2 separate regions of the Homo sapiens genome follow, and region 2 is linked to region 1. Evidence: chromatin contacts called from ENCODE Hi-C data. All regions are on one chromosome and are shown on one strand. The core of a region is the stretch at or near the end of the contact, and the rest is flanking DNA. Distances in the headings are between cores, read along the strand shown. Region 1 overlaps LOC124905977. Region 2 has its middle 120 kb from the start of LINC00954.

Region 1 (5,039 bases), core at 961-3,460:
AGAGTGAAGGCGTGGACTCTTCCTGGCCTCTGAATCACCTCAGTTATACCCATGCACAGCTGAGCTGATTCTGCCTGGAGCTGGGGCCTGCTAGCTTTCTGAAGGCTCAGTGTGTCCTTCTGATCTGCAGGGTGTGGGATGCTGCAGCCAGAACTTGGGAGAAAGGGCAGATCCTATTAATCCAGGCTCTTTCCCATCAAAGAGAGTCCTGGATTTCCTTCTAGTGCACAATGGTCCCCACATGCTGCTCTCTTCCTTAGACCATAACTTCTCCTGGCTCCAACAATATTGCTGCACTGTGCGCTCTATAAAGTGAGGGCCTGAGAAGGGCACAACCCAGGGCCCTGCTGCTGGGAGGACAGATCCCCATGCTGCAGGTTGCGGTGACGGCCAGACATGAAGGGAGCTGGGAGGGGAGGGAGGGAGGTAGGCATGGGGTAGGAGGCTGAAGGCAGCATAGAATACTGAACACAAAGTAGTACAACCTTGAAACTGTGCCTTACTGCAGCTCTATCACAAAAGGTCTCTTCTCCAGTGGGGACAACAAGGAGGGAAAGAGAGACCTAGGACAAAGCTAAGAAGTAAAGTAAGTATACGCAGCTGCTGCACTCCAGGCTGAATGCAAAGTCTCAGGAGGAAGCTCAGGGGCAAGAGGATGACCAGCACTCAGGGCACCTGCACACATCTCAGCTCAGTAGTTTCAGCTGGTCTCTGACGGTTCCACTCCCCACCCATGCTGGACAGCTCTCCATGAGGAAATGGGTCCTTATGGTAAGCTGAAACTGGCCACATCATAAAGTCTACCTATTGGTCCTAGTTCTGTCCACTAGACAGCCACGCACAGAAGGTCACAAGAGGGCCTTTTGGGTACTGATGACACTTTTTTCTGCCACCCCAAGTTTCTCCATGCTATCCACCCCTGAAATCTTTCACCTGGTCCTTGTCTGGCATGGTTTCAGGGGAATTCACAATCCTACTGGCCATATCTGGAGATTCCTACACAGTCAGAGCCCCTGTCACTAATCCTCATCCTCTGCCAGGCACGAGGCTTGCTGTCAACCTCTACTCCTCCCATCAAAATAGGCAAAGTGCTTGGTCCACTGAATTTGGTTGGCAGGGGGTGCATTTTCATGAATTTTTTCCTGAAAATAAAATTAATACTTAGGGCTCATTAAATAAATGCACACTTACTCTCAAACACACCACCATTGCAAAATGCTAGAAGAGATCTAAAAAGCTAGCTTCCCTGCCTGTTCCTAGAGAAGGCACAGCAGGAGAGGAAAAATAAATAACGTTCAAACAAATGTGTATAAAAGCTAAACAAATGTTTTCAGCTGTTTCATTCTCACTTACACCCAAGCAGTGTTGCTGATGGATGAGGGTTGCAGGAACTCCCCTGGCTGGGGCCAATCTTCTTTCAAACAGCCACTGCTGCCAAAGCTATCTCCTTATAGCGAAAAAGACCCTCTGTCCCCACCCATAGATGACATTACCTAGGTACCACCAAAGGCAGGCAGGGGGCACAAGCCTTACATCCAGGAAAGATAGACCACAGCAAGGACTATTCCTCTGGGTTTATGTCCCCTGTGGTATGTGGCTGAGAAGGAAGGAGCCATAGCTGTGCTCTGGTGGCCCAGGCCACAGGACAAACAATATGGCAAAAGGAAGGGCAGGAGCTGGGGATGGGCCTGAATATTAATCACTTTCCTGAAGCAGATCCTAGATGAAGTTGGTGGCTGCCAGATTGCCAGTGTGCAGGACCAGGTAGGATGAACATGTACCTGGGGACAGTAATTCCAACCAAAACAATGGACATAACATTTACTCCACCGGGGCAGCTATATCAACAGCTCTGCTCCTCTACACACCTGAAAGGGGCCACAGTTGCAAGAACACAAGAGCAGCTGGTGGAGCCAGAACTACCATTCCAATGCCCTTCACTGGGTAGAGGTGACCACCTGATCCATTCATGGGAGTCCACAATGCAGTTTGCTAAAACAATGCTTTCTCTGAAAAGGCAGAGGCAAGAAGTAAGAAACTGGAGCTACAAGCTGACCTGAGAATGGCCTGATTCCCAGGCCCATGTCTGGGAATTTTCTCTTTCCAAATATGAAGGAAATAAAAATAGGTAGGCAGGAAGGCCAAACTATGTTTGCAAAAACCCAAGTCTGGTTTTGAAATGCCTGCTCTCACCATTTCAAGGCTAAGAATAATGGAAGAAGTTGGGAATTCTGGCATGGTCCCAGGGTATGAGTGCACTTGGATCCAAGAACACATGGATGTTCGTGCCCACACCAAACCCTCTGGAGCTAGTCAAAAGTGTCAGGCGCCTTTAGAGAAATGAACGAGGAGCTGATTAAGAAACGCGGCTGCTGACAAGCAGGAATTGCCCTATAAAACATTTCAAGGTGTCAGCGATGGAAATGCACTCCACAGCCACTCAGTAGAGAGGGCAGAGCTCCCCCACGCTGTGGAGTGCCAGCAGTAGCCCAGGCCCAGGCAGGCGGCTTCCATCCAGCTGGGCCTCAGGATAGGACCACTAGGCAGGTCAACCAACGGCGAGCAAACACGAATGGCATTCAGCTTATCGCTCAACTAAACTACCTTAAACATCTGTGCTTTCCTCTGAAACCTTGTTATGGACTGAATTGTGTTCCTTGAAATTTATATGTAGAAATTCTAACCCCCAGGACCTCAGAATGGGACTGTAGTCGAAGACAGAGGTAATTAAGCTAAAATGAGATTATTAGGGAAGCCTTAATCCAGTATGACCAGTATCCTTGTAAGAAGAGAAGACTGGGACACAGAAACATAAGAAAGACCATGTGAGGACACAGGGAGAAGACAGTCATCCATGAGCCAAAAAGAGAGGCCTCCAAAGAAATCAACCCTGCCAACACCTTCATCTTAGAATTCTAGACTCTGGAATTGTAAAACAATTGATTTCTGCTGTTTAGGCCACCCATTCTGTGTACTTGATAATGGCAGATCTACTGGACTATTACACTCCTGCTCTGCTTGCCCTGTGTTTAATAAAAACAGACTGATGCTCCCATTTGTAATAAGTAGTAGCAGGGGAGCATAAGCACCATCTTCACATACCTGAAGCACAACCTCACAGAAGAGGGAGCCAACAGGCTCCCTGGAATACAAGATACTGAGTGACTGCCAGGCATTAGGATGAGCTCTCTACTCTCATCATTTCCTGCAATCCCTACAACAACTCCAAAAAGTAGCCACAATTATCCCTATTTTGAAGAAGGGAAAAAAGGGACTTAGAGGTGGTAGGTCTCTTGACAAGCGTGTATGTCTAAATAAATGGCAGAAGTGAGATTAAAATCCAGGTTTGTCCGACTCCAAGCTGTGTCTCTCCGTTGAACTAGAACCAATGGTATCAGTCCAGGGACGCAGCTCTTCTCTCTAATGGTCAAGCTGTCTAACAACAAAAATGGACACTATGCATGCAGAGAGTTCCATAGCTAGAGGCATTCAGGCAGGGTCTGGAAGATGGAATTTGGTGGGTTATAGTTTGCAATCACCCATCTGCTCCAACTCAACACGGTTAGGACACATTATTTACCTTCCACCCATCCCCCCCAACACACACACCCCTGGGAGGCAATGATCTGAATTGCTGAGGGGGTCCATTTAATTTGAAAGTGCCCTCCCAAGTGATTCTAGTCCCTAATACTTGGGGGTGTCCCTGTTGAGAACCCTTGTGAAAGGGGGTTGGGTTGGGCTGATTCCAAAGATCCCTCTAGCCCTGAAGTCTACAGCTCTTGAACATTTATGGAGCCTCAACAGTACACACAGCACTCCGGCACAGTGCCTCCAGATCATTCCCCAGAGCCAAGGGCAGGGGATCCATGCTGGATATGCAATGAGCTCGACCTCTTTTTGCACAAACACAGTGGTCTGGCTGGAGAGAGAAGCAGAGTGTGCCCAGGAATGGCCTTGGCAGGTCAAGACCAAGGCCCCGCAGGACTGGACTAGAAGTATGCTGTGTTTATTCTCACTTGGCTGGCAAGTCATCGCCACCCCCCCAGTCTGTCCCAGCTGAGGCAGAACAAGCAGTTTTGCCATCGTGACCCCGCCAATGAGTTGATGACAATGCTAGGCTGATGGCTCAGGGCCCTGTAGCACTCCAATCACAGCTGGGGTCACTCAGGCCCCCACATAAGCTCAGCCCAGAAGGAAGGAAGGAAGAGGGGAAGGGGAAGGGGAGGGGAGGGGAGGGGAGGGGAAGGGAAGGGAAGGGAAGGGAAGGGAAGGGAAGGGAAGGGAAGGGAAGGGAAGGGAAGGGAGAGGAGAGGAGAGATAAGGAGAGGAGAGGAGGAGGAAGAGGAAAGGGGAGAGAGGGGAGAGGAGGGAAGGGGAGGGGTTGAGGAAAGGAGGGGAGGGGGAGGGGAAGGGAGGGGAGGAAATGGGAGGGGAGAGGTGGGGAGGAAAGAGGAGGGAAAAGGAGAGGAAGAGAGGGTAAAGAAGCAAAGAGAGAGAAAGAAGGAAGGGAGGGGAGAGGAGAGAGGAGAGGGGAGGAGAGGAGGAGAGGGAAGGGGAGAGAAGGGAAGGGAGGGGAGGGGAGGGAAAAGCAGGAAGGGCGGGGAGGGGAGGTAAAAGAAGGAAGGGAGCAGAAGGGAGGGGAGGGAAAGGAAGGAGGGAGAGAGGGAGAGAGAGGGAGGGAGAGACAGGGAGGGAGAGAGAGGGAGGGAGGGTAGGATTCCAGCTAGCTGCACACAGTTGCTAAGTCCTCAGTCAGCTGGGCCACTTATCCCATTCTGACTTGGGCCCCGGTGCTGGTACCTGTACTTAGCCCTTGATCCAAAACCCCCTGGTTATTTCTGTCCCTTCCAAGCCTTTACCCGGTTGTCCTCTCTGCCCCTCTCTAATGCTCTCTCTAGGAAGAAGAGGCCTGGGTCTGAGTGCCATCCCTTAGAGAACCTTCACTAGAGATCTCAGCTGTGACTTCTGCAGGGAAGCATTTTCTGATCCCAGCCAATGCTAGTTAAAGGCTAGTTTGCTGTGCTCCTAAAACCCCTAAG
Region 2 (5,039 bases), core at 697-3,196, 59 kb after region 1:
CCAGAAAGTTCTACTGAACAGCGCTGCTCTGGAACAGCTCTTCCACCTCCATGGAAAAGAAACAGAGTTGGAGTCAAGGAGGCTGGTACAGAGGAGAAAATGCTCCTAGACTGGGACCGATGTAGAGAACTGAGTGGAATCAGATAGGAGAGATACATAAGGGTAGAAGAAACAAGACTCAGTTACCAATTGGCTGGGGTGCCAGGGTGGGCAAAGAAGCCGGGGAAGACAAAAACAAAGACCTGTTTTCTGGCATGGTTAGCTGGGAGTGAGGGGCAGTCACTCACAGTGGGAGAAAAGAAAAGGGAAGAAAGAGTGAGTCTAGGAGAGAAGGGTGTTCAGTGTGGGTGTGCTCAGCATGGGGTGCCTGCAGAACACCCACAGGCTGATGTTGTGTGGGTGCAGCTCAGCCTGTAAGCTCTGGGATGGCCAGTGGCTGGGGGCTGTGAGGCTGAGCTGAGGGACTCTCAGGAGTGGTGTGAATGCAGGGGCTAGCACCACCATTAGTGTGCTGTTTAGTATACCCTGCCGCTTGTGCTCCGTGGCGACCAGGGGTGGCTGCGCTGCCAGATGGAGACACAGGTGTGGTGTTTGGGAAGTGGGGCTGGGTTCTTGGGGCTGCGGGTTCCAAACTGCGAAACTGCAAACTACAGACTTTATGCTGCGTGTGAAAGACTAAGGGGCAGGGAGAAAGGGGCTGCAGAATGGCAAAATTGTCTCGTGAGGCCAAGGGATTGTGGCTTTGGCCTGTTATTCTGAGAGTTCAGACTGTAACCCAAGGCCGGAAGACGGCTGAAAGTCACGCCAGAGCCTCCTGTCTTCCCAGGGTGGAAACTGTGTTTCGAGTTGCCTGGCTAAATCCCCAAGAGGTGCTCTCTCGGGAAGCAGCTGGGAGAGGAGGACAGAGGGATGTGCAGACAGCAAGCAGGCAGCGCTGGGCACCGCTCAGGGTATAGAAGCCACCAAGCCCTAGACCCCGGCAACCTTGCAGGTGGCTCAGGAAGAAGGCTGGGCTTTGTCCCCACCTCGCAGCTCCCAGCACACTGGAGGGTGGCGGCACACAAGCGTGTTGTTCTCCAAAGCCACTGGGGCACTTCCTGTCAGTTCACATAATTGAGTATTACAGTATTTAAATTGCAAATTGACGATTATTTTTACAGGTGTCATTTTAAATATAACACGAAATTTCTTGACATGACATCAGCCCTACCACACAAACAGCTGCACCAGGCCGCCTGCATGTGTGGGGCACATGGCTGGGCCAGTCATGTTACGACGTACACCACAGAAGTGCAGTGGGAGAGCATGTGTGTGTGTGTGTGTGTGTGTGTGTGTGTGTGTTACTGACATGGTGTGACAGTCAGTGTATAGATGTGTGTGGTTGGGAATGTGTATGTGTGGACCCATGTTTGTGTGTGATGGTGAACATGTATGTCTGTACAGATCCATGTGAATGAAGGTGGGAGGCATGGGGTATGTGGAGACATTGGGCCTAGTGTGCCGGAAACTGTGTGTCAGAGCACCCCGCTGGAGGCCCCAGCCCCACAGGAGATCATCGCTAGACAGGCGGAACCTGGCCTGTCTCTGTCTCTAGAGCTGACCATGAGGTTGCTGCAGGAAGTAGACAAGCTCTATTCTTAAGGTAGAGGGGCTGCCAGGGTGGCCCAAGGTGGTGCTGCAGTGCCCTCCAGTGGACAGTGCCCCCGCCCCAACCCCCAGCCAGACCCACAAGTGGATTGAGAGCATGCAGCGTGTGCCTGACCCCGGGCCCACGTCCTCATCACTCACCCACCTGAGTGGTACCGAAGAGCCTGCCCTGAGGCTCCCCCAGCTCACAAAGGCAAAGACTTAGGGGAGCTTGGGTCAGGGCTGAAATTCACCACCCAGGGCCCTCCAGCCTTTACCCCAGCTGGGCCAGGCATGCCATGGCAATGCCCCCACCTCCAAGGTTGGCCACGGGTGAGCCTCTTCCAGGAAGTTTCCCGAGTCCCCAGGCGAGAGGAACTCCCTTCCCTCGCAGCCCTTCCTCAGGGTACAACTGGGTCTCCAAGGGGCTACAGTGCCCCTTGAGTCCCTCTAGAAGCCTCAGAAAACAAGGCCTGGGCCTGGCATGGCACCTGCTACCTGCACTGAGCAGAACACAGAGCAAGACAAAGAGAAGACGCTCTACAAAACAGCAAGTGTTCATTTACTGTTTCATGTAACTAACTGTGAGGTTTTTAGAGACAGAGACAGAGACAGAGAAGGGAGAAGGGGCAAACGACGCAGGCTCTGACCTTCACCTAGCCCTGTACTTAAGCAGTACTTAAGCAGGGAGTGTGAGCACTGTACTTAAGCAGGGAGTGGGTGACTCAAATGTAGCAACTGTGCTAGGCAGCTATTTTTAGAGTGGAAAAAGGGATATCTCAGGGAGAGACTTAAACCTAACAAAAGAAGAATTTTTCTGGGCTTCCACTCTAGCAAAATGTTATTCGTGGCACCAACAAGCACCCACCAGGCTGTCTGGCCACAGATGAAGAAGCAGCACAAAGCTGCATGGGCACTGGCCTGGCCTCAGCCTGGGCTCCCGAGGCCAGCAGTCACTGCCACTGGCCAACGCCCTGAGGGATGGGGCATTGCAGAGGAAAGCAGGGGCATCCAACCACTGGGAGCCAGAGGGTTCTAGGAAGGCCAACCATGGCCCACCTTTGCCTTCAGAATCGCAGCCTACATTTGTATCAGCAATGAGCTCCGGGCTCTCTGGTATCACCCCCAGGGGTTTAACAGGCCAGGTCAGGCCTGCAAAGATCTACGACTGCCTGGAGCTGACCACCTTAACAACCTGCTCTCCAAAGGCCAGCCCACCCAGAGGCCCAGGCTTCTCACTGCCCTGCCCCCCTTCTTCCAGGCTTCACGGCATTGCCCTGCTGTGACACCAACATCTCCAGCTCACTTTAGAGAAGAGAGGGAATCGAAAACATATGAGCCATGTGGAAGGGGCAAGGAGCCCACTGTTTTTGCAATGTGCCAAATCCACACGACAGAGGGCGCAAGCCAGAGGGCTCCAAAGAGGACTTCCTGTAGGCTGCGACCAAAATGGGTGTGGCTGCTCAGCCCTGAGCCAGGTGACCTGCCTCTCCCAGGCAGGCCTGAGAGGTCTCTTTCCAGGTGCCGGGCCTGTCCACCTCGGTCCCCAGCAGCTCAGGGCTAGGTACTCCCATAGCACACTTCTCCCTCCTGTCTTCTTGCCCTCTCCCATGTCAGAGCCAGGGAAGAGAGGTCCAGGTGAGAGAGAGGGAGACACAGAGCTTCTCACCATCAAGAATGAGCATGAAGAAAGACTTGCCCAAAACGTGGAACAACTTGGTGGCCACTGCCTGCCCTGACTCCCGGTCTACCACTGTTTTCCAGGCAGCCTCTGCCCAGTCTATGACCTTTTCCTCTGCCATTTTTGGCTGACATCTTTTCTGCTTCTCTACATTGCTGTCCTTTGTCTCCATCATTTACCAAGCCTAGGAAGTGCAAGAGAATCTTTCATGCTGCAAACACATTGCAGATGTTACAAATCGAGGTCCCAGCCTTAACTGTAGGCCCTAAACAAAGCTCTGATTCTTCTCCAGCATCTTCTCAACATGCATCTCACTTCTCTGAGGAGCTTGCAAACAGCTACAAATGTGGCTGGCAACCTTATGCCAGTGGTGGCGGCTTTAGGAAAGGAGGTAGCGTCACAGCGGACAGCAGGGTACATTCACAATCCAAGAAGACGGAAATCAAAATCAGTATCATTATCGTCATTGGCGGCGGCAGCATCTCTAATGGATATGAAATGCTGGCAATGTCAAGCCCCGTACTAAGTACTTTACACAGATTACTTCATCGAACTTTTACAACAAACCTTGCCAGGGGCATGCAGTTGTTTTCCCGCTGAAAAAATATAGAGGTCAAGGTTATGCCATCTCCCCTGGGCCTCTCAGCCTTGCCTGCTCTCCAGTCCAACTCCTGCCTCTACCTGATCTGCATTTTTGGAACTGTGGGAAGCACGTCAGTGGGTTTGTGAAATCAGTGTAATGGGACACAACAAGCTTTACACAACATTCTTCTTTTAAATGGAAGAATGGAATATAATGTTCAGAGTGCATCGCTCATAGTAAAGGTAGGTATTGTTTCGTGAAACTTTTGTTTCAGTTATATGAATGTGTGTATATTCATTACACACAGGATGCAATAGAGCATGATTTTAAATATATACCTTACTATGAGTCACAGTTAACAATCTCCAAACACTGTTATGTTGAACTCTCCGTCCACTGTCTCAGTCTTCCTGCGGGAATTTCTATCCTGTTTTCGTTTCCCCACCTTCCATGCTACAGGGTCCCCTCACAACCCACAGGGTTCCCTGTGCCGTGGTTTGCTGAGGAGCAGCCCTTGGGCCCCATGGACATTGGCAAGCCTGTCAGGGGGGCAGGCCAGCAGGCCAGGCTCATGGGGCAGAGTCCTGCCTCCTGCCTCCTGCTTCCTGCTTTAGCAAGGTGCTTCTGTCGGCCCTGCAGGACGGATGTTTCCCAAAAGAGGTTTAATGGCTCCTTCCTCCCTGAGCTGTCAGGTTAGTGCCTTTGTCTACAGAATTAGCACAGGTACACCTGCAGGTTGGTGTCCTCATTAAACTATTTTCTGCATCTTGATTCCATAAGGATGACTCCAGGGGACATTTCAAAGAAGCAATTCATTTGCAGTGGCCTCTCCCAATTGGAAAGGGTGGTCCCAGTTTCATTGGCAGAAGCAGAGGGAGGCCTGGGTCTGTCTGAATTTTCTGTACCAGCCTCCTGCAGCTGGGCCAGCCCACACAGACGTGGAGAAGTCAGGATAGTGGGCCTTCTCACCTTCTCCTCGCCATGCAGCTTCTCTCCTGTCCTTTGCCCTCTGACACTCTCCTGGCCACAGATAGGCCCAAAGCAGAAGTGTAAACTTCTCTTCTGGGCTGCTTCTGCCTTGTCAAAAATGCTGTCTGTGAGAGACTGCAGTCTCTAATGGTGGCATTCTAGGTGGAGATGTTATTGGAT

Evidence for each region. A loop is a pair of places that touch in the nucleus more often than their neighbours do. Pooled maps may share reads with other maps.
Region 2: a loop to region 1 is called in a map of aorta, with 2.5 times the contacts of the local background. The contact joins two enhancer-like sites. A Hi-C loop is called at or near these places in 2 of 168 maps with a recorded cell type or tissue (aorta and tibial artery) and 1 of 50 pooled maps.

What each region holds. Positions count from the first base shown.
Region 1 is chr2:19,685,886-19,690,924 of GRCh38, forward strand. All of the region lies in intron 1 of LOC124905977, which reads right to left. Among named protein-coding and RNA genes, the nearest start is that of LINC00954, 180 kb to the right of the region's middle. Within about 2 kb of position 2,211, at least 2 of the 41 ENCODE cell types and tissues checked have a DNase peak (open chromatin) inside an H3K27ac peak, as active enhancers do.
Region 2 is chr2:19,745,150-19,750,188 of GRCh38, forward strand. No RefSeq gene overlaps it. Among named protein-coding and RNA genes, the nearest start is that of LINC00954, 120 kb to the right of the region's middle. Within about 2 kb of position 1,947, at least 2 of the 41 ENCODE cell types and tissues checked have a DNase peak (open chromatin) inside an H3K27ac peak, as active enhancers do.